Linked DNA regions of Homo sapiens: region 1 is linked to region 2. Evidence: read pairs that join two places in POLR2A ChIA-PET (ENCODE). Cell type or tissue: OCI-LY7. All regions are shown on one strand. Each heading gives the region's core, and the rest is flanking DNA. Links, peaks and the distances in the headings are about the cores only.

Region 1 (15,820 bases), core at 4,695-12,694, 130 kb after region 2:
GTGGGTTGGGGACTCTGCTGTGAGACTACTTTGACCTTGCTCTTGAGAAATTCCACTTGGTCATGTGGGGAGGACACAGCAATGAGCACCGCCTCAACTGTAGTACTCCTTTCTCTAGTTGGGCAAGCTTGGGAAACACAGAAGGGATCAGATATGGTCTTCGAGCTCTCAGGCTGCAGGGAAGACAGATGAGGGAAGTGGCAGCCAGGCTGATGTGACAGGTGGCACGGGTATTGTGAGTGCAGGGGCTCTGGGGTGTGCAGGGAGTCTCCTGGCCAGCCCCAGTTTCCTTGTGGAGGTGCCATGTCTAGAACAAGCTCAAGGAAGCTGGAAGAGGAGCTGGGAAGGGTGATTCTGGCAGAGTGACTCATGCGTACAACGTCCCCAGCCGGATGTGGTCAGGGCTGAGTCTGTCTGGAGCAGAGGCTTTGTGGGTGGGAGCAGGGGGAGATGAGGCAGGTGGGGGGCCTTGGTTTGGATTTTATTCTAGGGGGTGGTGGGTGAGGGAGCCATGGAAGGGTTTGTTAATTCCTTCATCCAGTTTTTATTAGGATCATCTTTATGCCAAGCACTGTTCCAGGCACGGAGGGCTCAGAATTGGACCAGGTGAAGAAAGTCCTCAGCCTCCAGGAGTTTACGTTATAGTGGGCAAGACAGATAACTCGAAAATAAGCCAGCGTAGCAGACGGCATCAGCTAGTGACAAGTGCCCTAATGAAACATGAGGCCAGGGGTGGTGCCGAGCCCCTGCAAAGGGCTGAGGCTGCTGAGGGAGGGGAGGAGGCCCCTGGGGGGAGTGGAAGGGTTCAGGGGAGGAGGCCATTGTGGAAGCTGGAGGTCAGAAGACCAAGTTGGAGCTGGTGAGATGCTGGCATGTCCTGTCTTCTAGGAGACCTTGGCCTGGGGGTGCTTCCTTCTACCATCTGCAGAGCTTTCTCCAGCCCACAAAGCACGCGCACCTGCCCCCTCCTAGTGCCCATAATGGCCCTCCAGGGAGTGGGCATCATGCCTGCTTTGTAGATGAGGCAGCAGATAACCTGTGCTGGGTGCTGTCAGAAGGAACAGACCTAGAGAGCCAGCCCTGGGTCCTCAGGCAGCTATGTGGGCTTGCGCGGCAGGGTTTGAGGGGGTGGTTGCCTGGTGGTGACTCCCCCTCGAATCAGCCAGTAATTCCCAGAGCCACCAGGCTGGCTGGGCAGGTGAGGGAGTCATTGCCTCAAGGAAGATAGGAACAGGCCAAGGGAGGCTTCAGGTCTCTTTCCCGAGGCGAGGAGGTCGTTAACCAGGGCTTGGCTAGGTCTTGATGGGAGATGGGTGAGCAGGTCTGACTGCTGACTCACCAGGCAGGGTGGGGCTGGAGTGAGGCTCTCCCCATCTGGGCTCCTGTTTTTCCCTCTGAAAAATGGAATGGCTTACTTTTTAGAGAGGCCGAATGCCAGAGGTGGAAGGAGGCCTGACTGAAGAAGAGGCCTGCTATTCTTGACTCTTCCTCACCTGTGATACCTGTGACCCCCAGCCAGCTGCCCTCCATTGAGGGATAGAACTAGACAAACTCTCGACTGCCTGAGACAGTGAGGAAGGACACCTTGGTGGTCCTAGGGTTGGACACAGGACATCTGAGCGACCATGTGCCTCTCAGGGTCTGTGGTGGGCACTACTCGGCCCTGAATTCTCAAGACAGCCATTGAGGTGGGATGACATCTTGCAAAGGAAGAGGCACGATCAGGGAAAGGCGGTCACTAGTCTGAGTGGCAGGGGGCAGAGCTTGGCTGAAACTTGGGTTTGTTTATTTGTTTATTCCATATGTATTTATAGGGTATTTACTATATGCTAGGTCAGCCGGGGTGGGAGACCTTGCCCTCATTGAGCTTGTGCTGTGGTGGGAGAAAGCCAAGAGAGAGATTTCAGATGTCAGGGGAAGGGTGTTCCCGATGGAGAGGACAGCGGGAGCACAGGCCCAAGTGGGATGTGCCAGTGCTCAAGGGCAGCGTGGAGGATGGCAAGGAAACTGACAGGAATGGAGGAGTAGGGTGGAGACCCCTAGGAGGTGAGGGCGGGAGAGGGAACCAGGGCAGATCCTGCAGGGCCTGGGCTTTGCATTTTTTTTTTTTTTATTATGGAAAGCAGTTGGAGGATTTGAATGACAGGATCAGCTTTGCTTCTCCCCTGCAATTTTTTTTTTTTTTTTTAAATTATGAGACAGGGTCTCCGTCGCCCAGGCTGGAGCACAGTGGCGCAGTCTCAGCTCACTGCAGCCTCCGCTTCCCAGGTCAAGTGATTCTCCAACCTCAGCCTCCTGAGTAGCTGGAACTACAAGCGTGATCCAGCATGCCTGGCTAATTTCTGTGTGTTTTTTTAGAGGCAGGATCTTGCCCTGTTGCCCAGGCTGGTCTCGAACTCCTGAGCTCAAAGCGATTCACCTGCCTTGGCCTCCCAAAGTGCTGGGATTACAGGCATGAGCCACCGCCTGGCCCCTGCAATTTTTTCTATGGAAAATACACCAAAGTAGATAGACTAGCTTTAGCCATTGTCAACTCATGGCTGATCTCATCTTAGGATAATTAGGAATTTTGGAGTCAATTCTGGTTGCCCTATGATCTCATCTGTAGATGTTTCACTGTGTATCTTGAAAAGAGATTTTTTTTTTTGAGATGGAGTTTTGCTGTTGTTGCCCAGGCTGGAGTGCAATGACGTGATCTCAGCCTACCGCAACCTCTGCCTCCCGGGTTGAAGCGATTCTCCTGCCTCAGCCTCCCGAGTAGCTAGGATTACAGGCATGTGCTACCACACCCGGCTAATTTTGTATTTTTAATAGACAGGGTTTCTCCATGTTGGTCAGGCTGGTCTCGAACTCCCGACCTCAGGTGATCCACCCGCCTGGGCCTCCCAAAGTGTTGGGATTACAGGTGTGAGCCACTGTGGCTGGCCAAAGATAAAAATAGGGTTTCACGCCAAAAAAGATTAGTAACTCCTTACTATCAAATATCTGATCGGTGCTCAGATTTTCAGTTGTTTTATAAATGTAGGTTCTCTGAAGTCTCTCCTTTCCCCTACCATCTCTCTTTCTCCGCCTTGCGTTGTATTTTTCTAAAGCAGTTGTCCTGTGGCATTTCCCGAAGACTGGATTTTGCTGACTGTATCCTGCAGTAGGGTTGATTCAGTGTGTTCTACCCTGTCTTTTGTATTTCCTGAAGATGGGTAGTGGGGTCTGGAGAGGCTTGATCAGATTCTGGTTTGATGTTTTGTTTTCCTCAATCCCGCTTCTGAGGGTGTGTTGTGCGCCTCCATCAGGAAGCAGGTGATGGCTGCTTATCCCTCTCTGGAGTTGGAGGCAGCTTCTCCTCATTGCCTCAATTCAGTAGGAGTTGAACTCAGTAGGAGTTGAAAAACTTTCCATTTGACATGATGATGCTGGCTTTGTTGTGGAGAAGAGACGAGGGAGGCAAGCCAAGATGCTGGGAGGGTTCCCACCATTGTCCAGAGGGGGCTGGTGCTGGTCCTGGTGTGGGGGCGGGGCGGGGGTGGGGTCTCTCCACTGAAGCACCTTGGCTGCCTCTCTCCAGCAAGGCCGGAAGCATCTCCCAGTGTTGTGGGAGCACAGGTCCTCTTCTTCCCCAGCCCATCTTTGTTAGTTCATTTTTGTGTTGCTATAAAGAAATACCTGAGACTGTGTAATTTGTAAAGAAAAGAGATTTACTTGGCTCACGGTTCTGCAGGCTGTACAAGAAGCAGGGTGCCAGCATCTGCTTCTGTTGAGGACCTCCGGAAGCTTCCATTCATGGTGGAAGGCCAAGGGGAGCAGGCTTGTCACATGGTGAGAGTTGGGGGGTGGGGGAGCTGCCACACTCTTAACCAGCTCTCACGGGAAATACCAGAGCAAGAACTCACTCATCACCAAGGGATTCATGAGGGACCCAGCCCCATGATCCAACACCTTCCATGAGGTTCCACCTACAATGTTGGAGTCACATTTCCACATGAGATTTGGAGAGAACATACATCCAAACCTTATCACCACCCAACTAGGAACTCTTAGAGAGACGACTTGAGTGAGGTTCATCTCTGGGCTCCCAGACACACCCAGCCCAGGGCCTGCTCCCTTGAACTTCACCCTGGTCCCCCACTGAGAAGCCCATTTCACTTGATGTCCCATTTGCCCCAGAAGAGAGACTGGTGAGGTGGGGGTGGGGGACAAGAGGGTGCTGGGCCCACCTGAGTGCAGGAAGCAGGAGCAGCTCTCCTCTCTAGGAAGGCATGGCACCTGCCCCCCACCCTCCCAGGGACAGGGAACTTTTCCCCACAGCTGCCAAAATGGAAAAGATGCAGCCAGCCCACGGTCCAGCGCACATGGTGCTGGGTGCTCTTCCTGCCTGCCACCTCAGGGCCACACTGGACAGTTCCTCCACTTCTCTCCATGTCTACTGCTCCCATCCTGGACAGCCATTTGTGACCCTTCCCCTGCCTGCTGCCCTGGCCCTGTTTCTACCCACCTGCCACTTCACAGCACAGCTGGAGTTGCCCCTAAGTTGGCAGGTCCTGCCTCCTGTCCTCTCTGCATGCCTGGCCTTCCTGGCCTCCCCTCTTTCCTTGCATTGAGCCTTGAATTCTCACAGTAACCCCACATGGGCGGATGTTAGGGGGAGCCTTGTTTTACACAGGAGGCCACCGAGGTACAGAGAGGTGTGGTCACTTCCAGAGGCCCTAGAATCTTGAGTCTGCTGGCGATTGGGATTGAGATCAGCCTCCCTGACCTGGCTGCCCGTTCTCCCTTAGCGCCCTTCTCCCCTCCACGTTCCTGCCACGCCGGCCCCTCAGCCTGTGCAGGCCTGAAGTTCATTTTCTCTCTGGACTTCCATAAATGCTCATCTCTCCTGAGAATGCCATTCTTTTTTTCTCTCCTGTTTTTCTTTCTAAACCTACTTGTCCTCCTTCACATTTTACTTCAGATGTCATTTCCTAGAGAGATCCTCTCTGATCCTTTCAATCTGAACTATAACTCGCCCTGTCTAATTTTCTCTGCTGGCTCTCAGGATGTCTTTTAGTTGTGTATTTGATGTGTATGGTTCTGTGTGAGGTAGCCAACAGGATAGGGGTAGTTAAGAGCTCGGGCACTGGAGCCATACACGTGAGGTAAAATTCCAGCTCTGCCATTTCCTATCTGGTGGCCTTAGGCAGGTGACTCAACCTGTGTGCCTCAATTTCCCCATCTGCAGAAAGGGAATAATAACAGCATCACCTGATTGTTGTGGGGACAATCAAAGGGGTCAGCAGATGTGAAGTATGTAGTACCGTGCCAGCCTGTAGTAAAAGCTATAGGCAGGTGTCACCTGTTGTGATTATTTTGGGGAGGGGTAAAGCACGTGATTGGGTGCTAAGGGTGGAGCAGAGGCTCAGAGAAGCCTCGCCTGCTCCTATTGCCTGGTGGCACCTCCCTGTCTTTTCCCTGTGCACCATGATCATGTTTTCCAGCTCAGAGGTGGGAGTGTGTGGTCTGCTGAAGGATTTGCTCATCTGTAAATGGGGCTGGTGAAAGTACTCTGAGGATTAGGTGGGCTGAGAGAGGAAAGCCCTTGAGTAGAGCCTGGCTTGTGGGGAGTGCTTCCTAACTGTGGGTTACATGTCTCCCCGTCCCACTTGTGGCAAGGTTCTTGTGTCACCCTAGCATGCCTGGCATTCATAAAATATCTGTTGAATAAGAGATTGAATGGGGGCATGGAGATTGCTCTGGCCTTGTCCCTGTGACCTGTCCACTCTGACATGGTGGGGGCTCTGGGTGGATTGAGAACTTATACCAGAGGTCCATGCTGGGGAGAAGGACGAGCTGAGAGAGGATTCAACTGGGCAGGATGTGGGGCTCCCACGAGCTGAGCCTTGGCAAATGTTCTGGATGGAGGAGGTGGACAGGTCATTTTGTAAGTAAGGCTCTTGTTGGGAACATTTTCTTGTGACTGGAGTGCAGGGTATGGGGGGACACGGCAGGGACTGGAGGAGTCCAAGGAGGAGGTTGGCTTAGGGACCCGTGAGAGAGAGATGAAGGCCTGGGTGAGGGCCATGGGTGTAGGGAGTTGGGTGTCGAAATTACAGTTCCTGTTTCTGGGAGCCTTCTTTGTCGTAGGGCTGTAAGCAAGCATTTTATGAGTTGCCTCATTTAATCCTTGTGACTTCAATGTGCAGCAGGGACCTCTTGTTTGTTTGTGTTTCAGATGGGGAAACAGGCTCAGAGAGGTAAGGTCACATGCCCAAGGCCCCACAGCTTAGAGAGTGGCAGAGCTGGGACTCACCTCAAGGTCTGTTGGACTCCGCCACCTGGCCCTGCCTCTGTGGCCAACCACTCCTGGGTGGCCTGGAAGAGGTGCTGCTCCTCCCAGCCCCCTGCTCTCCCACCCACATTGATTGAGGTCATGGCCAGTTGCTTACTGGAGTCAAGGATGCAGTCAAGGATCTGGTCGTCTGGGTAGAGACAGCTGGGTCTGAATGCCATGGGAGGGCCTGGGGGCTGAGGCTGGGCAGGCTTCCCTGGGCGTTGGGTGGAGAGGATGGGGTTCCCCTAGAGCCAGAAAGAGGAAGGGTTTGGGGTGGAAGGAGGAAGTGGGCAGGGCTGTGAAGTTGTCTTGGGGAGCAGGGGCCCTGCATTCTCCTTTCTGCTCTGTGGCTGACATGGTCTGTGAAAGTTGAAGGGAGCCACAGCATGAGACATTCCCTCCCAGAGCCTTGTTTCCTCATCTGTCAAGTGGGCTGAAGGTGGCCTCTGCCCCACAGGGCTGATTCTACTGCATCCCCAAGGGTCAGGCAATTGGCCTATCAGAGGGGTTGGTGGCTGCCATTCTGGGAGCACCCCTTGGACACTGTGTGCAGTGCTAGCTTGTTCCTTTCTATCCATTGCTCTCTTTTTAATCCTCTTAACAGCTCCTCACAGTAGGAATTGTCCCCTTGTTTAGGCAGGAACCCATGCTCAGAGAGGTTGTGACTTGTCACAGGTCACACTGCTGAAGGCTCCTGTGTGGGAATCCACTTCATTGATTGAGGAGCCTTCTCTCAGGGACATAGGAGGTTAAATGACCTCTGTCAGGCACTGCCATTGTCTGGCCGTGTGACCTTGGGCAAGTCACTTCACTTCTCTTGGCCTCCATTTTTTCATCTGTAAGTTGGGGGTGATAATAGGACCTGTCCCACAGGGTCATTTATAGGTTAAATGAGTTTCTGTGATTCAAGCACTTGGCGCCTGGCAGATAGTCGGCACTCTGTAAGTGTTGGCTGCTGCTGTTTCTGGCTCACAGCTGATCCTCAGGACAGCCTCGTTGGGTGTGTAGAGAGAGGGGGTACTGTCACTAGCCTAAGTGATGGGTGGGAATTCAGAAATTCTGGAAGAGAGGTGGTATGTGAAGTTCATGATTACAGGATAGCCTTAGAAGTCCAGTGTCCTGTCCCCTGTACACAGCTGCCACCTCTTTTGCGCAGATGTGGGGAGAGTTGTGACAGAAACCGACTCAAACTGGCTTCAGCAAAAAGGGGAGTTGAGTGTAGCTGAAAATCCAGCTACGATCGTGGGCTCATGTGATGACCTCAGGAATCTTTTTATCTCTGGGGCTGGCCCTGCGTAGGCTTCCTTCTCTCCTCTTGGCACAGTGGCTCCCAGCAGCTCTGGGCTTCCAACCCATCATCTTAGCAGCTCTGTGGCAAGAGAGTACCTGACTCCCAGTAGAGCCAGCACAGGTCCAGCCGCAAGCCTCCCGGGCCTGGTCAGGACCCTGCGCATCCGCAGTGCTGGCTCAGGTGGATGGGAGGGATGGGGATGTGGTTGGCACCATGTGAATCTCATTGTTTGGGGGCAGGGTGTGAGGCTGGTTGCCTTAAGGCAAGTCCATTAGTTCATGCATTAGTTCTTCACAAATACATATTGAACACCTACTATGTGCCACAGTTACACAAGTGAACAAAACAGACAAAAACCCCTTCCTTGCTGTCATCTGTCTCTCCATGCTGAGTGTAGAGACAGATAATGAGCAGATAGTAACTGACAGAGGAGGTTGGAAGGTGATAAGTGCCTTGGACAAAAATGGAGCAGGGTGTGGGACCTGGCATGCTGCAGAGAGGGCTGGGTGGGTGGTTACAGCTGTAAATAGGTTGGCCTAGGTGGGCCTTGTTGGCAAGGTGGCTTTTGAGCAAAGACCTGCAGGAAGAGAGGGAGCAAGTGTTGTGCAGATCCAGGGAAAGAGCACCCCTGGCGGTGGGGAGGCTTGTTGGAGCAGTGAGGAGGTGGTGGGCTGGAGAAGAGGAGGACGTACTTGGTCAGGGAACCCCACAGAGCCGGGGAGGCTGTGTCAGGACTAGGGTGTGGCTACCGGAAGGGGGTGGAGGGAGAAGGCTGGAGGGAGGAAGGGTGGCGTTCCCCATAAGTGTGTCTAGTGTTGGCCCCCTCCCTGACAAATCCCTCCTTCCCCTGCAGACATCCGGCTCCGGGTTCGAGCAGAGTACTGCGAGCATGGGCCAGCCTTGGAGCAGGGCGTGGCATCCCGGCGGCCCCAGGCGCTGGCGCGGCAGCTGGACGTGTTTGGGCAGGCCACCGCAGTGCTGCGCTCAAGGGACCTGGGCTCTGTGGTTTGTGACATCAAGTTCTCAGAGCTCTCCTATCTGGACGCCTTCTGGGGCGACTACCTGAGTGGCGCCCTGCTGCAGGCCCTGCGGGGCGTGTTCCTGACTGAGGCCCTGCGAGAGGCTGTGGGCCGGGAGGCTGTTCGCCTGCTGGTCAGTGTGGATGAGGCTGACTATGAGGCTGGCCGGCGCCGCCTGTTGCTGATGGAGGAGGAAGGGGGGCGGCGCCCGACAGAGGCCTCCTGATCCAGGACTGGCAGGATTGATCCCACCTCCAAGTCTCCGGGCCACCTTCTCCTGGGAGGACGACCATCTCTACCCCTAGAGGACTGTCACTCTAGCATCTTTGAGGACTGCGACAGGACCGGGACAGCAGGCCCCTTGACAGCCCCTCCCACAGGATGTGGGCTCTGAGGCCTAAACCATTTCCAGCTGAGTTTCCTTCCCAGACTCCTCCTACCCCCAGGTGTGCCCCCTTAGCCTCCGGAGGCGGGGGCTGGGCCTGTATCTCAGAAGGGAGGGGCACAGCTACACACTCACCAAAGGCCCCCCTGCACATTGTATCTCTGATCTTGGGCTGTCTGCACTGTCACAGGTGCACACACTCGCTCATGCTCACACTGCCCCTGCTGAGATCTTCCCTGGGCCTCTGCCCTGGCCTGCTTCCCAGCACACACTTCTTTGGCCTAAGGGCTTCTCTCTCAGGACCTCTAATTTGACCACAACCAACCTGGGCTTCAGCCACATCAGTGGGCACTGGAGCTGGGGTGCACATGGGGCCTGCTCACCTTGCCCACACATCTCCAGCCAGCCAGGGCCCTGCCCAGCTTCAATTTACAGACCTGACTCTCCTCACCTTCCCCCCTGCTGTCCAGAGCTGAACATAGACTTGCACTTGGATGTCACCTGGAGTGTCACATGGGAGTGTTATGGCAGCATCATACCAAGGCCTACTGTTGCACATGGGGCCAAAACCAGTAAACAGCCACCTTCTTGGAAAGGGAATGCAAAGGCTTTGGGGGTGATGGAAAAGACCTTTTACAAATGATACCAATTAAACTGCCCTGGAAAGGGCATAGGTGGGCATCGGCCTCTCTAGGACTCTTTATTTATTATTTAATTTAAATTTTTTTTTTAGAGTTGAGGGTCTTGATATGTTGCCCAGGCCAGCCTCAAATTCCTGGGCTCAAGCGATCCTCCTGCCTCAGCCTCCCAAGTAGCTGGGACTACAGGTGCCCGTCACCATGCCCAGCTTTTGGACCTCAGTGGGCTGGGAGGAGGAGTGTTCCTGGCCCAGCGTTAGGGACTGGAGTGTGGGCAGGATGCTGGACCATATGCCAGCTGATAACCACACGCTTGTCCTCCCCTCTGGGTGTCAGTCTTGTCCTCTGTCAAAGGAAGAAATAGAATACTGCCTCGGAGTCAGAAACCCTTCCAACCATGTTCACACATGCTTTGCTCCTGTATGTCCTTGGGGGCTCCCAGGAATTTTTTTTTTTTTTTTTTTTTGAGACGGAGTCTTGCTCTGTTGCCCAGGCTGGAGTGCAGTGGCATGATCTCAGCTCACTGCAAGCTCCGCCTCCCAGGTTCACGCCATTCTCCTGCCTCAGCCTCCCGAGTAGCTGGGACTACAGGTGCCCGCCACCACGCCCGGGTAATTTTTTGTATTTTTAGTAGAGACGGGGTTTCACCATGTTAGCCAGGATGGTCTCGATCTCCCGACCTTGTGATCCGCCCGCCTCAGCCTCCCAAAGCGCTGGGATTACAGGCGTGAGCTGCTGCACCCGGCCACTCCCAGGATTTTTAATTTGTTCAGTGAGGTGGGCCAGCTACACCCAAGGCTGATGAAGCGCCTAAGCTTTGGAAAATGAAAAGATAGGCAGCCAGAGGTTCTCTGCCTGGAATTTGTCTCCACGTGGCTCCCCACTGGTCACACCTGGACATTAACCTTCTCTTCACCTGGATCTCTGTTCTTTCTGAGGCCAAACACTTCCTCCTGCTGTTCTGTGGCTCCAGCTGAGGTTGTGGCCTCCTGCCCTTCCCCCACCCCTCATGTAAGGGCTCAGGAACTCGTTTCTCTTACTCAATATTCAGGGTTTTCCTTCCTCAGGGGTGGGGAGTGGGGGTAGGGTGGCAGGGATTTCCAAGGCTGCCTTTCTTGCAGGGATGGGTGCCCCTGCCCACACCTTGGAGCCTGTTCTGGAATTTCGACCCGTCTTGATGTGCAGGAGGGGAGTGGCAAAGTCTAGTCGTGAGTCCTATCCAGCAGCCAAGGCCTGGTGGAGCCAGCTGCTGTGTGATCCCAGGTTCTGCCTTGACCCTCTCTGGGAGGAAGCTGAGTTCCACTGGACACCTACTCAAGATCTATTTAGCCCCCAGCCACACTGTGGGATTTTAAACCCATGTTTGATGTGAAATGGACTGAGAGAGGGCAGGTGATTTACCTGAGTGGTGGGAGCATTGAGATGGAGAGTACCTTAGTGACAGCAGTTAGGTGGGGAATGAGGTGGGGAATTCCACTCCCTTGCCCTGACCCTTCCATTTTCATGACCTAAGGCTGAGGCTCTCCTCTAGGTGGGGTTACCTGTGTTTGGGCTCCCAATTACTGGGCTAAATTCTAGGACCTGCCATTCCCTTGAGCCCCTAGCCCCTGGCTTGTCTCCTGGCCTCATTTGAATACGGGTCCCACCTCAAGGCTGGACACATTTCAGGCTCTGCCCCTGCTTCCGTTCCATGTCATTGGCCCCACCCCATTCTCTGGGTCACCTCCCCCTTAACCCTGTTCAGCCCCAGACGTGCCTCTGGCCAGCACGTGCTTGCCAGAAGTCAGGAGGGCCAACCTTGAGGCTGAAGGGATCTGCGCTGGCGCAGTGCACTTGGCGGGAACCATGAGGCAGAGGCTCGCGCCTCCAGAGCCTCCCTGAGCGCATGCGCCGTGGAGCTCCCTTGAGCTAGTCAAGAGTGCGGGCGAGGCGCGGGGGGTGAGGGACTGACCCTCGGGGCCCGGAGGTGGGTCAGATCTGAGCCCGGAGGACAACCCTGGGAGCATCGGGTAGAGAAACAGGATCGTGTGGGGACAGGGCGTGGGGCCACAGGAGATCGGAGCCCATGGGAGATGTGGGAGGCCGGCGTGGCCCCACGGAGGAGCGGAACCTTGGGTTGGCCTGTGCGGGCTGAGGAGGAGTTCAACAGAGTGACGGGGTATTCTGGGCAGGGGACAGCCTTTGCTGGAATTTTTCAGCCCTTGCGAAGGCCTCGGGACGTGCCTGAATGGGATGTAGTAAGACGGACAGAGTCAGAGGTAAGTGAGAACGTGCCGCCACCACCCATTCGAGGGTCAGCAGCCATTGTCCCCATGTTTTTCCGCGTGGGGAGCAGGCACAGGTGGGGACACAGGCCTGGAACCCGACAGTTACACACAAGGAGATCATGTGAGACAGGCCCAGCAAATGGCCCACAGGTCCTTGAGGGGACTGTGGCCTGGGTGCTGGCTCTGGAGGGCACCTGTGATGATGTGGACACAGCGGGTCGGAGCCCAGGGGACGCTGGGGGCACCGGGAAGCTCCCTGTGCTTTCTGCTACGAATCACCACCGCCACCGCCCAGATACGTTTAGTTGTGAAATAACATTCTGAAAAGTGCAGGACAGAAACGAACTGTTCATATTACCTGAGGTCAGGAGTTCGAGACCAGCCTGGCCAACATGGTGAAACCCCGTCTCTACTAAAAATATAAAAATTAGCCGAGTATGGTGGCACATGCCTGTAATCCCAACTGCCAGGGAGGCTGAAGCAGAAGGATCTCTTGAACCTGGGAGGTGGAGGTTGCAGTGAGCCGAAATCACGCCACTGAAGTCCAGCCTGGGCAACAGAATGAGACTCTGTCTCAGAAAAAAAAAAAAGACAGGAAGGGGAGGGAGGGAGGAAGAAAGGCAGAAAGGGAGGAAGGGAGGGAGGGAGGGAAGGTGGTGGAAGGAAGGAAAAAAGGAACGAAGGAAGGAAGAAAGGGAGGGAGGGAAAGAGGAAGGGAGGGAGGGAAGAAAGGGAGGGAGGGGGCCAGGCGCGGTGGCTCATGCCTGTAATCCTAGCACTTTGAGAGGCTGAGGCAGGTGGATCACGAAGTCAGGAGATCAAGACCATCCTAGGTAATACTGGGAAACCCCTTCTCTACTAAAAATACAAAAAATTAGCCTGGTGTGGTGGCGGGCGCCTGTAGTTCCAGGTACTGGGGAGGCTGAGGCAGGAGAATGGCGTGAACCCGGGAGGCGGAGCTTGCCGTGAGCCGAGATTGCGCCACTGCACTCCAGCCTGGGCGACAGAATGAGACTCCGTCTCAAAAAAAAAAAAAAAAAAAAGAAAAAGAGGGAGGGAAGGAAGGGAAGGAAATGAAGGAGGAAACCTCCCTCCTTTCCTGTGTTACTCTTGCCAAGAAATAACGTTAACAGCAGGGACGCTGGGGGATATCAGGGAGCCACCTGCCCACCTTTCTGTCATGCTCTCATCCCTCCCTCCATTCCCCCTCCCTTCTTTCCCTCCCTCCCTCCCTTCGTTCCTCCCTCTCTTCGTTCCTCCCTCCCTCCCTCCCTTCCTTCCTCCCTTCCTCCCTCCCTTCCTTCCTCCCTCCCTCCCTCCCTTCCTTCCTCCCTCCCTCCCTTCGTTCCTCCCTCCCTCCCTCTCTCCCTCCCTTCCTCCCTCCCTCTCTTTCTCCCTCCCTCCCCCCTCCTTCATTTCCTTCCCTTCCTTCCCTCACTTTCTTTCCTCCTTCCCTTCCTTCCTCCTTCCCTCCCTCCCTTTCTTCCTTCCTTCCTTTTTTCCTTCTTTCCACCTTCCCTCCCTCCCTTCCTCCCTTTCTCCCTTTCTGCCTTTCTTCCTTCTTCCTCCCTCCCTCCCCTTCCTGTCTTTTTTTTTTTTTTTTTTTTTTTTTTTTGAGACAGAGTCTCACTCTGTTGCCCAGGCTGGACTTCAGTGGCGTGATTTCGGCTCACTGTAACCTCCACCTCCCAGGTTCAAGAGATCCTTCTGCTTCAGCCTCCCTGGCAGTTGGGATTACAGGCATGTGCCACCATACTCGGCTAATTTTTATATTTTTAGTAGAGGTGGGGTTTCACCATGTTGGCCAGGCTGGTCTCGAACTCCTGATCTCAGGTGATCCGCCAGCCTCGGCCTCCCAAAGTGCTGGGATTACAGGCATGAGCCACGGCACCCGATCTCTTCCTTTCTTTCTTCCTCCCTTCCTTCCTTCCTCTCTCCCTCACTTTCTTCCTTCATTTCTTTCTTCCTCTTTCTCTTTTTCTTTTGCTTCTTTCAACAGGGTCTTGCTCTGTTACCCAGAATGGAGTGCAGTGGCACGATCACAACTCATTGTAACCTCAAACTCCTGGGCTCAAGCAATCCACCTCAGCCTCTTGAGTAGCTGGGACTACAGGCATGCACCACCACACCTGGCTTATTATTATTATTTTTTTTGTAGAGACGGGGTCTCACTATGTTGCCCAGGCTGGTCTTGAACTCCTGGGCTCAAGCGATCCGCCTCAGCCTCCTAAAGTGCTGGGATTACAGGCATGAGCCACCGCCTTGCTTTTCTTCAATTTTCTAGTTTTTCATCACTCAGTGATAGAGTTAATTTTATCTCTTCTTGAACATAATATAAATGGAATCATACCATATGTTTGCTGTTGTGTCTGGTTTCCTTTACCCAGCGTTGTGTTTGTGAGATTCTTCTATATTCTGCTTATCTGTAGTTGACTCATTTTTATTGGCGTATCATGGTACTCCATTGTATGAATATACACAATGAGTTCATGCACTGACCTTTTGATGGACATTTGGGTTGTTTCCAGTTGGAGGCTATTATGAATAATGCTGCTATGAACATTCTTGTGCATGGTTTTTGGTGAACAAATGCTTATGTTTCTATAGGGATATACCTGGAAATAGAATTGCTGGACATAGGTATGCGTATGCATGGGTTTGGCTGTCTATACTGTTTCTTGTAACTGCTATAACAAATTACCATAAACGTGCTGGCTTAACACAATATAAATGTATTTTCTCACAGTTCAGGAAGCCAGAAATCTAAAACCAGTTCCACTAGACTGAAATTAAGGTGCCAGCAGGACTGCACTCCCTCCTGAGGCTTAGGGGAGAATGTGTTCCTTGCCTATCTCAGCTTCTGGTAGCCACCACCATCCCTTGGCTTGTGGCAGCATCACTCCAATCTCTGCTTCTGTGGTGCCTTCTCCTCTTCTGTCTGTGTCAAATCTTCCTCTGCCTCCCTCTTAGAAGGGTATATGTGATTGCTTTAAGGGCCCACCCAAATAATCCAGGATAATCTCTTCATTTCACAATCTTTAATTACATCTGCAAAGTCCTTTTTGCCATTTAAGGTAACATTCACAGGTTCCAGAGCTTCAGTCTGGACATCTTTCGCAGGAAATTTTTCTTTCCTCTTTTTTTTTTTTTTTTTTTGAGACGGAGTCTCGTTCTGTCGCCCAGGTTGCAGTGCAGTGGCCCGATCTTGGCTCACTGCAAGCTCCGCCTCCCGCCATTCTCCCGCCTCAGCCTCCCTAGTAGCTGGGACTACAGTCGCCCACCACCACGCCCGGCTATTTTTTTTTTTTTGTATTTTTAGTAGAGACGGGATTTCACCGTGTTAGCCAGGATAGTCTTGATCTCCTGACTTCGTGATCCGCCCGCCTCAGCCTCCCAAAGTGCTGGGATTACAGGCGTGAGCCACCGCGCCTGGCTTTTGCAGGAAATTTTTCTGCACACTACACTCTCCAACTATTTTTCTGAAGTGTCAGTACCAGTTTACTCTCCCACCAGCACTGAATGAGAGCTCTCTTTGCTTCACATTGTCACCAATACTATGTGTTGTCAGATGCTTTAATTTTGCTGATCTGATGGATGTGTAGCAGTTTATCATTGTGGTTTACTTTTCTTCTTCCTAATAATTAAATTCTGCTCTTTCTTGAATGAGGAGTAGGAGGTCTTTGAGTGTATAGAGTGGGTGAGGGTATTCCAGGTAGATGGAATAGCATGTATGAAGGTCTCAGGAAATATTTGTTTAAATTGAATAAGAGGTTTAAAAGAAGCATTAGGTTACTTAAAATAAGAAGAATTATTATTACCAAGGGTAAATACGATGCAGAGGTAGACTTTTCTGTTTCCCTCAAACACCAAGTCATTCAACAAGCATTTACCAGCTTAAACACCTGTCCTAGGTACTACA
Region 2 (15,820 bases), core at 5,099-13,098:
CACTGTAAACGTGTGGGACTTGGCCCAGGTAATCACAAACTGCGAAGCAGGAAGAGGCCTCCAGAAACATCACACTCCTGACTCCTGCCCAGTGAAGGGGACCAAGGGATAGGCAGACGAGACCTAGAATGAGGGCCTCAGACACCAGGCCTGGACTTTATTCCTGATGGTCACACAGGGTTCCTCTGGGGCCTTTCCTCCTTCCCATCCCTTAAGTGCTAAGGTTCCTTCCTTACGCTTGTCCTCTCCTCTCTCTCCTTTTCAGGGAGGAGGAGTGAACAGATGCGACTCTGGGAAGCCCACACGTCCCCGAAGTGATACGCCCAACTTGCAGGTATAAGCATCTTCTGAAGAGAGGGCCTGTGGCTTTCATCCGATTTCAAAGCAGTGTCTGATTTAATGAGAGTGAAAGGTTTCTCCATATCTCCTCCCTGGTGACCCCTCTGGCCCTGAGACAGGACCCTAACTGCTATAAGAAAGACAATATGTCTGGGCGTGGTAGTTCACGTCTATAATCACAGCACGTTGGGAGGCTGGATCTCACAAGGCTCGCTTGAGGCCAGGAGTTCAACACTAGCCTGGACAACACAGCAAGACCCTATCTCTAAAAAACAAAAATATTTTATTTAATTAGCCAGGCGTGGTATTGTGTGCCTATGGTCACAGCTATTTGGGAGGCTGAGATGGAAGGATGACTTGAGCCTAGGAGCTCAAGACCACTCTGGGCAACATAGGGAGGCCTCATCTCTACAAAAAATTTTAAAAAATCTGTTTTTATGTGTGTTTTTTTTTTTTTTTTTTTTTGGAGATGGAGTATCCCTCTGTTACCCAGGCTGGAGTGCAGTGGCACGATCTTGGCTCACTGCAACCTCCGCCTCCTGGGTTCAAGCGATTCTCCTGCCTCAGCCTCCTGAGTAGCTGTGACCACAGGCATCTACCACCACGCCAGCTAATTTTTGTATTTTTAGTAGAGACAGGGTTTCACCATATTAACCAGGCTGGTCTCGAACTCCTGACCTCACGATTTTCCCGCCTTGGCCTCCCAAAGTGCTGGCATTACAGGAATGAGCCACAGTGCCTGGCCAAAAATTCTGTTTTTAATTAGCTGGGAAGGGTAGCATGGGCCTGTGGTCCCAACCACTTGGGAGGCAGAGGTGGGAGGACTGCTTGAGCCCGGGAGGTCAAGGCTGCAGTGGGCTATGACTGCACCACTGCACTCCAGGTTGGGCAACAGAACAAGACTCTGCCTCTAAAATAGTAACAATAGGCCGGGCGTGGTGGCTCATGCCTGTAATCCCAGAACTTTGGGAGGCCCAGGCAGGCAGATTACTTAAGGTCAGGACTTCAAGACCAGCCTGGCAAACATGGCAAAACTTCAACTCTACCAAAAATACAAAAATTAGCCAGGAGTGGTGGTGCACATCTATAATCCCAGCTACTCAGGAGGCTGAGGCAGGAGAATAGCTTGAACACGGGAGGTGGAGGTTGCAGTGAGTGGAGACTATGCTACCGCACTCCAGCCTGGGTGACAGAGCAAGACTCCATCTCAAGTAAAATAAAACAAAATAGTAACAACAATAATAATAATGCCTGGCCGGGCACGGTGGCTCATGCTTATAATCCTAGCACTTTGGGAGGCCCAGGCGGGCAGATCACAAGGTCAACACAGTGAAACCCCATCTCTACTAAAAAAATACAAAAATTAGGCCAGGCACGGTGGCTCACGCCTGTAATCCCAGCACTTTGGGAGGCCGAGGCAGATGGATCACTTGAGGCCAGGAGTTCGAGACCCACCTGGTCAACATGGCAAACCCCATCTCTACTAAAAATACAAAAATTAGCCGGGTGTGGTGGCACACGCTTCTAGTCCCAGCTACTCAGAAGGCTGAAGCATGAGAATTGCTTGAACCTCGGAGGCAGAGATTGGAGTGAGCCAAGATCACACCACTGCACTTCAGTCTGGGCAACAGAGCAAGACTCTGTCTCAAAAATAAATAATAAAAATTTTAAAAAAGAAAGGAAATGTGTGGAGCACTTCACTGGGCATCATTCTTGAAGGATCATCTCAATTTACTCTTACAGCTATCCAATGGCATTACGTGTTATAATTTTCATTTCACAGATGAGCAAACTGAGGCACAGAGATTAAGTAATAGTTTTTGTTTTTGTTTTTTTGGGGACGGAATCTCACTCTGTTGCCCAGGTGGGAGTGCAGTGGTGCGAACTCAGCTCACTGCAAGCTCTGCCTCCCAGGTTCAAGCAATTCTCCTGCCTCAGTCTCCTGAGTAGCTGGGACTACAGGCGCATGCCACCATGACTAGCTAATTTTTTGTATTTTTAGTAGAGATGGGGTTTTACCATGTTAACCAGGATGGTCTCAAACCCCTGACCTCATGATCTGCCCGCCATGGCGTCCTAAAGTGCTGGGATTACAGGTGTGAGCCACTGCACCCGGCCTTAAGTGATAGTTTTATACAGATTGTTGTTTGGGGATAGCCATGCTGGCTCTGTCACTTATCTACTGTGATCTTGAAAAAGTTACTGCTAAAGATACTATCAACAGAGTAAACAATGTACAGAATGTGAGAAAATATTTGCAAACTATGCATCCAACAAAGATCTAACATCCAGAACCTATAAGGAACTTAAATAAACTAACAAGCAAAAAACAACCCCATTAAAAAGTAGACAAAGGACATGAACAGACATTTTTCAAAAGAAGACATACACGTGGCCAATAAGCATATGAAAAAATGCTCAATATCACTAATCATGAGAGAAATGCAAATCAAAACCACAATGAGATACCATCTCACACCAGTCAGAATGGCTATTATCAAAAAGTCAAAAAATAACACATGCGAGTGAGGTTGCAGATGGGAATGTAAATTAGTTCAGGCATTGTGGAAAGCAGTTTGAAGATTTCTCAAATAACTTAAAACAGAATTACCATTTGACCCAGCAATCCCATTATCGGGTATATACCCCAAGGAATATAAATTGTTCTAACGTGTATGTTCAAAGCAGCACTGTTCACAATAGCAAAGACATGGAATCAACCTAAATGCCCATCAATGATAGACTGGATAAAGAAAATGGAGGCCAGGCGCATTGGCTCACGCCTGTAATCCCAGCAATTTGGGAGGCCGAGGCAGGTGGATCACCTGAGGTCAGGAGTTTGAGACCAGCCTAGCCAACATGGTGAAACCCCGTCTCTACTAAAAATACAAAAATTAGCCGGCTGTGGTGGTAGGCGCCTGTAATCCATCTACTCGGGAGGCTGAGGCAGGAGAATCGCTTGAACCTGGGAGGTGGAGGTTGCAGTGAGCCGAGATCCCGCCACTGCACTCCAGCCTGGGCGACAGAGCGAAACTCCGTCTCAAAAAAAAAAAAAAAAAAAAAAAAAAATACATAGAAAGAAAAAAAAAAAAAGAAAATGTGGTACGTATACATCATAGAATACTATGTGGCTATAAAAAAGAATGAGATCATGTTCTTTGCATCAGCATGGATGGAGCTAGAGGCCCTTATCCTCAGCAGACTAATACAGGAACAGAAAACCAAATACTGCATGTTCTCACAAGTGGGAACAAAACATCGAGTGTACAGGGACACAAAGAAGGGAACAACAGACACTTGAGGGGCCTACCTGAGGGTTGGAGGAGGGAGAGGATCAAAAAACTACCTACTGGGGCTGGGCACAGTGGCTCACGCCTGTAATCGCAGCACTTTGGGAGGCCGAGGTGGGCGGATCACCTGAGGTCAGGAGTTCCAGACCAGCCTTGCCAACATGGCAAAACCTCGTCTCTACTAAAAATACAAAAAGATTAGCCGGGTGTGGTGGCATGCGCCTATACTCCCAGCTACTTAGGAGGCTGAGGCGGGAGGATCACTTGAACCCAGGAGGTGGAAGTTGCAGTGAGCCAAGATTGCACCACTGCATTCCAGCCTGGGCAACACAGTAAGACTCCATCCCCAAAAAAAAAACAAAAAAAAAACCTACCTGTTGGGTACTAGGCTTAATACCTGGGTGATGAAATAATCAGTACACCAAATCCCCATGACACACAATTTACCTATATAATAAACCTGTACTTGTACCACTGAACCTAAATTGAAAGTTAAAAAGGCCAAGCATGGTGGCTCACACATGTGATCCCAGTACTTTGGGAGGCTGACGTGGGAGGATCACTTGAGGTCAGGAGTTTGAGACTGGCCTGGCCAACATGATGAAACACTGTCTCTACTAAAAACACAAAAAAATTAGCCAGGCATGGAGATGCATGCCTATAATCCCAGCTACTCAGGAGACTGAGACAGGAGAATCGCTTGAACCCGGGAGGTGGAGGTCGCAGTGAGCTGAGATCACGCTACTGCACTCTAGCCCGGGCGACGGAGCGAGACTCCCTCTCAAAAAAAAAGAAAAGAGGCCGGGCATGGTGGCTCACGCCTGTAATCCCAGCACTTTGGGAGGCCGAGGCGGGCAGATCATGAGGTCAGGAAATCGAGACCACCCTGGCTAACACGGTGAAACCCCGTCTCTACTAAAAATACAAAAAATTAGCCAGGTGAGGTGGCAGGCGCCTGTAGTCCCAGCGATGCAGGAGGCTGAGGCAGGAGAATGGCGTGAAACCCGGGGGGTGGAGCCTGCAGTGAGCTGAGATCACATCACTGCACTCCAGCCTGGGCAACAGCGAGACTCCGTCTCAAAAAAAAAAAAAAAAAAAGAAAAGAAAAGAAAGTTAAAAAGAAGGAAAAGTTGCTGCCTCTTAGGCATTTCCCTGGGGCAGCTGGAAACTGGCAAAACCTGGATTGGAACCCACATTGGATACTGCGGTAAGGGCCTCCCATCTCCATGGTGACGATGCCCTAGTCCCATCTCCATCCCAGGCTTGCCTCCTAAGGCTGGCACCAACTGGCCTGGATGTCAGGCTCACCCTTACGGACTGAGGTGGCTTGAGCCCAGAATCACTATGGAGAGAGGTGGGACCCTCAGGAGCCCCTAGGGAAGAACAGGGACCACTCACCCTCAGGGGTTCCTGGCGGGGCAAGCTCAGCTCCTGACACCCATTGATGGCAGCCAAGGTGGTAGAAGAAGATGCCATCTTCGTAGCACTTTTCCTCCTGGTAATGGGTGTGCACATTGCCCCCTGGGAATGGAGGAAAGGGGCATAGCTGGCAAGCCTAGGGGAGGTGGGGGGACTCCCCTGCAGGGAGCCTCAGCTCAGGGTTGGCTCAGGCCCTCAGCAGGCAGGCAGGCAGGATTGGGGAGCCTCCTCACCATAGACCACCATGTAATTGCCCAGAACACTGGCTGTGTGGAAGGCTCGCTCCCTTGGGCCCTGAAGCCCATCCCGCCCCTTCAGCGTCGTCCACACATGCCGATCCACGTGGAAAAGCTCAGTGGAGTTCACTCGCACAGAGAACCTACCGAAGGAGAAGCAGGGCAGGGGCTCAGGGCAGGAAGCGTCTCTCTCCCTCCTCCAGGCTCTTAGGAGCCATGTGATCACCCAGGGATGAGACTGGCCATGACTGACTCTATGTCCCCTCCAAACTAGAAGTTCCCTGTGGGCAGGACCCTGAGTCATCTCTGAGTTACCTGCATAAGCTAGCAAGGGCTGGACACCAAGCAGGGCTCTGTTGAATAGATACATGGGTGGGAGTGTGTGGAAGGCAATTCACCAAGAGATTGAATAAAACATCAGAGAATGTGTGAGTGGGTGAATGAATGAATGAGTGAACGAAGGAATAAGTAAATACATGAAGGAAGGAGTGACTGAGAGACCACAGGAGTCCGACAGTGGGCAAAGACCTCTAAAGACTAAAGGCCTATGGTGTTGAGCTGGGCCTGGCCTGTGGAGCATGGGTTATGGGACAGGTCACTTACCGGGCAGTGGAGGGCCGGTGTCCACCATGGACCAGCAGGGCACGGGAGGGGGCATGGAACACCATGGAGTGGCCAGTGGCAGCAGGGGGCCGTCCGCCTGCCGGAATCACCTGCTCCCAATAGCCCCCGCTGGTGCTGTCAAGGCGGAAACGGAAGAGGCCAGAGGAGAAGAGGTCGTGCGGGGTGCGGCCTCCAGACACATATAGCCAGACATCATCCACCAGGGCAGCCGCGTGACCTGCCAGGCCTGGGGGCCCCGAGGAGCTGGAGGCAGGTGGTGCCAGGAGCTCCCAGTGGCCCCTGCCCAGTGGACTGAAGGCCCACACGTCGTTGGTGAGCGAGCCGTCAGCCAGCTCACCACCCATCAGTACCAGGGAGCCGGCCCAGGCCACGGCCACATGGGAGTGACGGGCAGCCTGTGAGGAAGAGAAAAGAGACAGAGGTAGAGACACAGCAAGAGAGCCAGAGCCAGGCTTAGACAGAGAGATGCAGAGCCAGAGAAACATGGAGAGAAGGCGAGATAAAGACAGAGACAAAGAGAAAGGCAGAGACCGGCAGAGAGAGAAAAGAAGAGACAGACTCATAGAAACAGAGAAATACAATAAGAGAGAGAAAAGGCAAGGAGACAGAGTTAAAGGGACAAATGGCAGAGAGAAACAGATCCAGAGAGATGGAGACACAGAAACAGAGAACACAGAAGCCCAAAAGTCAGACAGACGAAAACAGAGACAGATTGAGCAACAGGAGACACATGGAAAAATAAGATGCACAAAGGCAGATAAAGGAAGAGGAAGAAGAAAAAAGAAAACCGGAGAGAAAAGGCAGAAACAGGGAGAAGTAGGTTCCTATATCAAGCTGCAGGAACTGTGGGAGCACTAGGTGATAGGGGATCATTCCGGGGGTCCCCGGCTGGGTCTGATTGAGTGGAAAGGCTCCTCCAGGGCAGAGGAGGGGTCCATACCGGGGCAGGACTCAGGTCCCAAGACTCCCAGGTGTTGGCGGAGAAGTTGTATAGGACGAGGTCACCCAGGGCATTGTTGAGGTCCTGGCCTGTGGAGGGGTGGATAGTCTCATGCCCTGGCCATAGGCTGCCGGGCCTCCAGATCCCAGATACTCGCCCCATCTGCTCACCTCCGAAAACTGCCAGCAGCCCTGGTGGGGACAGGAAGGCGCCAGCTGCCCCAATACGGGCAGAGAAGGCAGGGTCCCTGGCACTCACGTTGTGCCACCACCCAGCCCCCTGGTTCTCCCACAGGTGCAGGTCACAGGCACGTCCCAAGAAGCCAGGCTCACAGCGGCATGGTCCCAGGGGCTGCGGGAAAGGAGACATAAAGGCAGAGATAAGAGAGGGAGAGACAAGGACAGAGAGACAAAGGAGACACAGAGAGGAAAAGAGGCAGAATGAGACAGACAGGGCACAAAGGGAGAGAGAAAGAGACAGACAGGAAGGGAGAGGATGGAAAAGGAAAGAGAGAGAGAGAAAGGGAGACAGAGAGAGACAGGAAGAGGGGAAAGGCAAACTGTCAGACAGAAACAAGAGACAAAGAGAAACAATCAGAAGGAAGCAGACAGACGGAAAAAAGAAGACCAACAGAAAAAGGAAAAGATGCACAGAGAAAAAGGAGAAAAGACAGAAAGACGGCAGGCTGGGAGAATACAGACAGCGTAGTTGACATTCAGCCTGGACTGAAAGAGCTCAGATCTGGGGAGGTCAAGGCGGGGAGGGCTCAAAGCGCAATCCAGATTGAAAGCTGGATGTACACAGCTTCGGCGTAAGGTCAGTGGTGCGAGGCTGGAAGTCATGGCAGGGGTCCAAGGCCACACAGAGTGGCTGGATGGGAGGACAGATTTGGGCCTGGCTGGAGGAAGGAGGGTGGTGTTCACAGATGAGAGTGGGGTATAGATGAGAGTGGGATATCCTCAGCAGGGGAGGCCCTGCAGGTGAAGGTGGGGTGGGGTTGGAGTAACAGGTGAGGGGCAAGCTCTGGAAGGAGAGGGAAGTGGGTGTCACGGAGGAGGGTGGGGTGGTGGGGGGAGTTTCATGCAGGAGCAAGGTCAGACCTAGGAGATGGGCGTGGAGGCTGCGCTCACAGATCAGGGCCCCAGGGGAAACAGGGCTGGGGACCGGCTCACCGAGGCGCAGGTGCCGTGGCTGCCACAGTAGGCTGAGCACTCCTGCAGGCCACAGTCAGGACCCCCCCAGCCCGGCTCGCAGGCACACACACCCGGTGGCTGGCACTGCCCGTGGCTCTGGCAGCCACCCGGGCACAGGGAGAAGCGGAATGAGGCGTTAAAGCCCAGCAGGTTGTAGTTGGCATCACTGAAGAGGTGCAGCAGCATCTGCGGGCACAAGGTGTGCTGGGTAAGGTGGGCAGGGCCTGGGGATTGTCCTGGGAGGGTGGCCCACTCCTGCCCCCTTCCACCCTGGGGGACCCAGAGCCTCATCTCCTTCCTTTGCCTCTCTCCACCTTCCCTTGTCCCTGTGCTCTGCTCTTGGATGCCCTCTTACTGACTCTCTGTCCCTCCTTTCTTCTTCCATTTCCCTCGGTGTATCTGCCACGGCCCCATCCCCACTAACCTTGCCTGAGGAAGCTTCGATGGGCGGAGGTCGGGTGCTCCCACTTAGACTGGCAAGCAGCGGCCCTCGCGGGGAGTCACCGTCATACACGAACAGGTAGTCATACGTGCACTCTGTGTCCAGGAAAAGGAAGTCCAGCAGGATCCGGTGCTGGGGGCTTGGGGCTGGGAGGTGAGCACAGAGGGACCAAGCTCTAAAGCGGACCTTCTCCCCACACCTCCCTGCAGCCTCCCACAATTGTACACCAAACCCTGATCCAGGTGATGCTGGGGGCTCAAGAATGAGTCAGACCTGGGCCCCGCCTTGAAGGGGCCCCCAGTCTCATAACCTAGGGCAGTCAAGGGCTGTGACAGCCAGAGGGACAGGAGCCCAGAGAAAGAATCATAATATTCCAGACCTCTAGAAAGGTCACCTGAGATCAGAATGAACACTCCCACCATTCAGATGGGAAAATTAAGTACAGAGAAAACCCCATCCCAGTGGCCACACAGAGCAGAATCCAGTGTTCCTGATGCCTCTCTCTTCCTGTCCATGCCTGAGTTTCAGACATGTCCAGGCTGGAGGGTCAAGGTCATAATCCCAGTGAGAAGAGCACCTCCGTGACACCACCCCTGGCCCACGCTGAATAGAGCTGCAAGAGAAGAGTCCAGCTTCTTCCCCCAGAACAGAGGCCTAACCTTGGAGCGGCATAGTTCCCCTCTGTCCCCATCCAGAGTCTCACCTCTGCTTATTGTGATGGTTACAAGCACAAACTCTGGAACCAGACTGCCTGAGCTTATGTCTTGGCTCTGCCACCAAATAGCTACCAGCTGTGTGATCTTGGCCAAGTAACCCACCCCCTCTGGATCGGTCTCCTCATCTCTAAAGTGGGATATAGTGGTACTGTGGTGGAATCAAACTTATAGGCCACTCCTGCCATTGAAAGTTAATTCCCTGCCTCTCGTATCTGGGAAGAGCCTTAGTGACTTGCTTGACCAATAAAAAAACAGCAGAAATTCTGAAACTTCCAAGGCTAGATCATAAGAAGACTTGTACTTTTCACCTGGGCCTCGTAGAATGCTCCTTCTCAGAACACAGCTGTCATGATAGGAAAAGCCAAAGCCGGCTGGGCACGGTGGCTCACACCTGTAATCCCAGCACTTTGAGAGGCCAAGGCAGGCGGATCACGAGGACAGGAGTTTGAGACCAGCCTAGCCAACATGGCGAAACCCCGTCTCTACTAAAAATACAAAAATTAGCTGGGCATGGTGGCGGGTGCCTGTAATCCCAGCTACTTGGGAGGCTGAGGCAGGAGAATTGCTTGAACCTGGGAGGCAGAGGTTGCAGTGAGCCGAGATTGTGCCATTGCACTCTAGCCTGGGGGACAAGAGCGAGACTTCGTCTCAAAAAAAAAAACAAAGAAAAGCCAAAGCCACAAGAAAAGGCCACACACAGGCATTCCGGCTGACAGTCCCAACTGAGCTTCCAGCTGACAGCCAGCATCAACTGCCAGCCCTGGGAGGGACCTTCCTGGATGTCCAGCCAAGGTGAACATTCAGCTGACTGCAGCCCCAGCTGACATCTGACTGCAACCTCATGAGGAGCAATAATGCACACGAAATGGTGACAACAGAGTGGGGTGGGTGGCTCACGCCTGTAATCCCAGCACTTTTGAGAGGCCAGGGCAGGTGGATCACCTGAGGTCAGGAGTTCCAGAACAGCCTGGCCAACATGGTGAAACCCTGTCTCTTACTAAAAAAAAATACAAAAATTAGCCAGGCATGGTGGTGCAAGTCCCAGCTACTCAGGAGGCTGAGGCAGGAGAATTGCTTGAACCCGGGAGGCAGAGGTTGCAGTGAGCCAAGATTGCACCACTGCACTCCAGCCTGGGCGACAGAGGGGACTCAAAAAAAAAAAAGAGGCTGGGTGCCGTGGGTCACGCCTATAATCCCAGCACTTTGGGAGGCCAAGGTGGGTGGATCGCTTGAGGTCAAGAGTTCGAGACCAGCCTGGCCAACATGGTGAAACCCCGTCTCTACTAAAAATACAAAAAATTAGCTGGATATGGTGGCACATGCTTGTAATCCCAGCTATTTGGGAGGCTGAGGCAGGAGAATTCTTGAACCCGGGAGGCAGAGGTTACAGTGAGCTGAGATCATGCCATTGCACTCCAGCCTGGGCGACAAGAGTGAAACTCTGTTTCAAAAAAAAAAAAAAGAAATGTTGACAATGGGGCCCACATATCGTGGAGAGTGCCACTACCCCTAACACTGTCACTGTCTTATTCTCTGCCAGTCCTAGTTCAGGTAGCCTCTCTCATTCCACATCCCACATGAGAAGCCTTCTGAACAGGCAGCTCAGGGGAGTCCTCTGGGTGAGGGAAATTAGGAGGCCTAGGCTCTGGCTCTGGCTCTGGCTCTGCCCATGACCAGCTGGAGGACCCTGGGCCAGCCCTTTCCCCCATGACCCTCAGTGTGCCTATCTGGATCCTGGAGACACTCAGCCACCACTGCCAATGGCTGGGTGATCCTGGGCCAGTTCCATGGGCTCTCTGAGCCTTAGTTTCCATGACTGTAAAATGGGGATAATTCCCCCCACCCACAAAGGCTGGGGTGAACATTCAACGAGGTGATGACTCCAGCCTGCCAGCTTAGAGCCAGAGTGTGCCCTGGCTGCCCGGCCTCATCCTGTCTCACCAGAACCACTGATCCAACCTCCTTCTTCCCCTGACATGAGTCTCTGATCTTCCCAACTCAACATCTGGCCCCGTCCCTCCCCTGCCCCAAAGCCCTGCATGGCTCCCTACCACCCTAGGAGAAAGTCCAGGTCCCTAACCTGCTGTTCAGACCCTCGCTTTGTCTCAAATCACCCCACTGCTTACAGCTCTAATGGGAGCTGGGCCTTTGTACAAGCTTCTCCCTCTGTCTGCAACATATTATCCCTTCCCACCACCAGGCCTCTTCCTGATGCCCCCTAGCTGGGTTAGATGCCCCCTCTCCAGGGTTCTCACATCCCATTATAACCTTCATTCCTCTGGGCCAGGAACATCTATGTCCAGGTCTGTCTCCCTGCAGCCTACAAGGCCCATAGAGCAGGGCCTGGATGTGGACCTAATTCCCTCTGCAGCATTGCCCAGACCCGGGCTTGGCAAAGGCTCAGGAAATGCTGGATGATGAAATGAAGAAATACATAAAAGACAGAATACTAAAGCTGGAAGCTCTCCCTCAGGCTCTAACCAGAGCCCCCAAGACATCAGACACAGACCCCACCCATGCTTTGGGGAATGCAGAAGAACCATTCAGCACGGCCACACAACCAGACCTCCCAGAATCTTACCAGCCTCAACCAAACTATAAAGCTCTGTTTCTGGAATCACAAGTACATCTTTGTTAAGTGCCTGCTGGAGGCCAGCTCACCATCTGCCTCCCCAAGTTCTTCCCTAAGTTGAAGGTCTTCTGTTTCCACCCAACCCCCATACCACTCCAGACAGAAATCTGATCCCAAACTCCCTCCTGCTCAAAAGCAGGATGCCTCTTATCCATGAGGATGTTATAAGGACTAGGACTGGGCTGGGCGTGGTGGCTCACGTCTGTAATCCCAGGGCAGATCATTTGAGGCCAGGAGTTTGAGACCAGCCTGGCCAACATAGAGAAACACCATCTCTACTAAAAATACAAAAATTAGCCCGGCATGGTGGCACATGCCTGTAATCCCAGCTACTCAGGAAACCAAGGAACAAGAATCACTTGAACCTGGGAAGCAGAAGCTGCAGTGAGCCGAGATCAAGCCACTGCACTCCAGCCTGGGCAACAGAGCAAGATTCTCTCTCGGAAAAAAAAAGTCTAGGACTAGATAAAGTATGAACATAATACAAAAGTTAGTAGGTTGGTTGTTTATCTTTTTTTTTTTTTTTTCCCTGAGACAGGGTCTCGCTCTGCTGCCCAGGCTGGAGTATAGCAGCGCAATCTCGGCTCACTGAGACCTCAGCCTCCTAGGCTCAAGGGATCTGCCCACCTCAGCCTCGCCGGTAGCTGGAGCTATAGGCACATGCCACCACCCACCAAGCCCAGCTAATCTTTTGTAATTTTTTTGTAGAGACAGTGTCTTACCATGTTGTTCAGGCTAGTCTCTAACTCCTGGGCTCGAGTAATCCTTGCATCTCAGATTCCCAAAGTGCTGGGATTACAGGCATGTGCCACTGCCCCTGGCTGGTTGTTTATTTTATAATAGATAGAGGAAGATGTTGGTTCTTATAGGTAAGAAGTGACAGGCATTGGTAAGAACAGAAGATCATCAAGGGGGATCTGGAGGTCTCCCAGCCTCCTCCCTCACCCCAACATCTACCCAGTTGGTCCCCAAGTCTTATAGGTGAAACTCCACAAACATCGATTGCACTGTCTACACCTCTCCACCCCTCTAAGCCCCTGCCCTAGTTAGGAACTCATCCTCTCTTGCCAGATCAGCTCATCAAGTCTCCAGTCTGCCCCACACCCAACCTGAGGGCAATGCCCTACTCCTGCTCAAAACCTCCTGTGGCTGCCCATCAACCCCAAGGGGAAGGCCAGGCTGCTCAGTGTGACATTCAAGGCCCCTCTTCCCCTGCTTCTGGCTCTCATTACCTCCCAGTCAAAAGTGCCATAAGACCAGGCAAACCTAGATGGGGATCCTGAGACACTCCAGCCACCCTCACGTCTTCATAGAGGCTGTTTGCTCCCTTTTCCCACTCAATAAACTCCTATGCATGCTTCAGAACCCTATTTTAGTGGCTCCTGCTCTGTTATCTGCAGCACAGTCCTCTTTCCTCCCTAGGTACATCCACCCCACCCCTCCACTTTCCTTCTTAGCCCTGAGCACTGTCTCAGTGAACACACTGGGGGCTGAATATCTGTGTCCAGCCCCACCATTCCCAACCAGTCTGAGACGTTTTTTCTTTTTTTTTGAGGTAGAGTCTCGCTCTGTCACCCAGGCTGGAACCACAGATGTGCGCCACCACGCAGGGCTAATTTTTGTAGTTTTAGTAGAGAGGGGGTTTCTTCATGTCGGCCAGGCTGGTCTCTAAAGCCTGACGTCAGGTGATCCGCCCCACTTGGTCTCCCAAAGTGCTGGGATTACAGGCGTGAGCCACCGCACCTGGCCTAACCAGTCTGGGACTCTTTAAGGCCAGAGAGTGATTTATATCCAGCACACAGACCCCTTCGCCACACACACACACACACACACACTTCCTATTCTGTTCTCATCCCACTAGCTTGACAGGAATGGCCCCCAAGCTGGGAACAGGTAGACATGCTATCACTGAGAAACAGGCCTTCATCCATACCCCACACAGCAGCCAGAGAGATCTTCTAAAACATAAATCAGATCATGTCCTCTCCCTGCTCAAAACCCTTCCATAGCTCCCCAGAGCCCCCAGACAAAGACAAAGCTCCACAGCCTCCCAAGGGAGGCCCTGCATGATCCAGGCTCTGTCACACCTCTGGCCTTTGCCCAGGACCTCCCCTGTCTGGAGGCCAGCTTTTACATCCACTACTCTGTGAGGCCTTCCTGGGCTTCTGCAGGTACTGCCTTTCAACTTCTCTTTCACCCCTGTATTGCCCTCAGGATACAGCTCAAAATCACAGAGCCCTACACCTGCTGGCTCCTCCCACCCTGCAGCCTCTGGCTCATTCGTTGTCTTGTATTCTATGTTTTTGTTTTTGTTTCAGATGGAGTCTCGCTCTGCCGCCCAGACTGGAGCGTAGTGGCACAATATTGGCTCACTGCAACCTCCAGGTTCAAGTGATTCTTGTGCCTCAGCCTCCTGAGAAGCTGGGACTACAGGCGCGCGCCATCACACCCAGCTAATTTTTGTATTTTTAGTAGAGATGGGGTTTCACCATACTGCCCAGGCTGGTCTCAAACTCCTGACTTCAGGCGATCTGCCGGCCTCGGCCTCCCAAAGTGCTGGGATTACAGGCATGAGCCACCATACCCTGCCAGTATTCTATGTTTTAACACACTGGATTTCTAGTTCTTCAAAAGCATCACTCTCCCGCTTCCCCGCCTTTGCACAGCTATTCTTGCCTGGAATGCCCTTCTGCTCCCTCGTACAGATGCCTCTGATCTCAGCTATACCCCAGGTTAAGCCACATGTCTTCACAGAGAAAGAGCCACTGGGGCAGGGTTCTGAGGCATGCATAGGAGTTTATTGGGTGGAAAAGGAAAACAAACAGCCTCGGAGTGGGTTTGTCTCTCCCACTGACTGGGAGCCCAGAAGGGTAGGGCTGGGGCCTTTCCTCCCACTCCTGACAGATTCCTATTGGTCCTTTAAGTCTCAGCTTAGACATTTCCTCCTCCAGGAAGCCTCTCTGTTCTCCCCGGCCCCAGATCAGGCACTTTCTCTGGGCTCTCCCAGGCCTCTGGGGTTCCTCCATCAAAGACCACTCTTGTCTCTCACTATTAATGTGTTTGTCTCCCCAACTAGACTCCAAGACCTAAGTCACCAGGGATTGCTGGAGCTGTCTCAGTCTGGGCTATGTCCAATGGGAAACATAATGTCTGGCACATGAATGACTGAAGAAAAATGCTTTTATTGAAGTACTTCACAAATAACAACAACAATAATCCTAATGCCATTTATTGAACAGTTACTATATGCCACACATCAGGCATGTTAAATACCTGTTTTCATTTCATTCCAACAACTCTATGAGGTGAGTACTGTTGTTATCCCATTTGTGGGGGAAGGAAACAGAACCTCAGAGAAAGAAAACCACCTGCTCAAAGTCACAAAGCTAATAATAAGAAGCCAGGCACAGTGGCTCACACCTACAATCCCAACACTTTGGGAGGCTGAGGTGCGAGGATCGTTTGAGCCCAAGAGTTCAGGACTAGCCTGGGCGACATGGTGAGACTCTGTCTCTACACACTCAGTTACTTGGGAGGCTGAGGTGGGAGGATCACTTGAGCCCAGGAGGTCGAGGCTGCAGTAAGTAAATTGTGTTGGTACCATTGCACTCCAGCCTGGGTGACAGAGTGAGGCCCCCATCTCAAAAAAAAAAAAAAAAAAAAGTAGTAGTAGTAGAACCAAATTCAAAGCCAAATGATTGGACCCAGACCCTGAGTTCTTAACAGTTACTCAGAAGGCCCGGCACTGATGCTCCTGTCTTGTAATTGTAAATCTGGGTGTAGGTGCATCTCCCCCACCAGACTTGGAGGCCTTCCAGGGCAGGGCCCAGGTTGGCTGCAACCCTGGGTGTCAGGCATTTTAGAGCAAAAGGCCTGGACCAGAACCGAGCTCTGGGAATGTGGTGAGTGGATGAATGCACACATGAATGAACTACCAGCGAATTAGTGAGTGACCCACGCGGCCCCACTCACCCTCGATGAGCCACTCG

The links. Peaks named below come from ENCODE experiments on the same cell type or tissue, not always from the same donor. Only the 100,000 strongest peaks of a DNase experiment are listed, where the experiment ranks them.
Region 1: POLR2A ChIA-PET joins it to region 2 with 5 read pairs; 4 of 35 experiments call an interaction of 5 or more read pairs at or near these places.

The regions. Positions count from the first base shown.
Region 1 is chr19:42,192,455-42,208,274 of GRCh38, reverse strand. It overlaps DEDD2 (death effector domain containing 2), which reads left to right. Exons shown (of 5, transcript NM_133328.4): 5 at 8,446-9,677. The coding sequence ends at 8,837. It also overlaps a transcript of POU2F2 not described here. Among named protein-coding and RNA genes, the nearest start is that of DEDD2, 17 kb to the left of the region's middle. RefSeq lists enhancers at 6,099-6,178, 6,299-6,508, 8,426-8,675, 8,876-9,035, 8,875-9,411 and 1 more. In OCI-LY7, for the core only: CTCF peaks have their summits at 8,027 and 8,231; DNase peaks (open chromatin) are centred at 8,214 and 9,034; H3K4me3 peaks cover 1,151 bases; H3K27ac peaks cover 4,060 bases.
Region 2 is chr19:42,326,414-42,342,233 of GRCh38, reverse strand. It overlaps MEGF8 (multiple EGF like domains 8), which reads right to left. Exons shown (of 42, transcript NM_001271938.2): 1 at 15,804-15,820; 2 at 8,466-8,629; 3 at 8,021-8,227; 4 at 7,019-7,199; 5 at 6,849-6,937; 6 at 5,888-6,303; 7 at 5,282-5,427; 8 at 5,028-5,150. Among named protein-coding and RNA genes, the nearest start is that of MEGF8, 8.7 kb to the right of the region's middle. In OCI-LY7, for the core only: no CTCF peak of the experiment used is centred there; no DNase peak of the experiment used is centred there.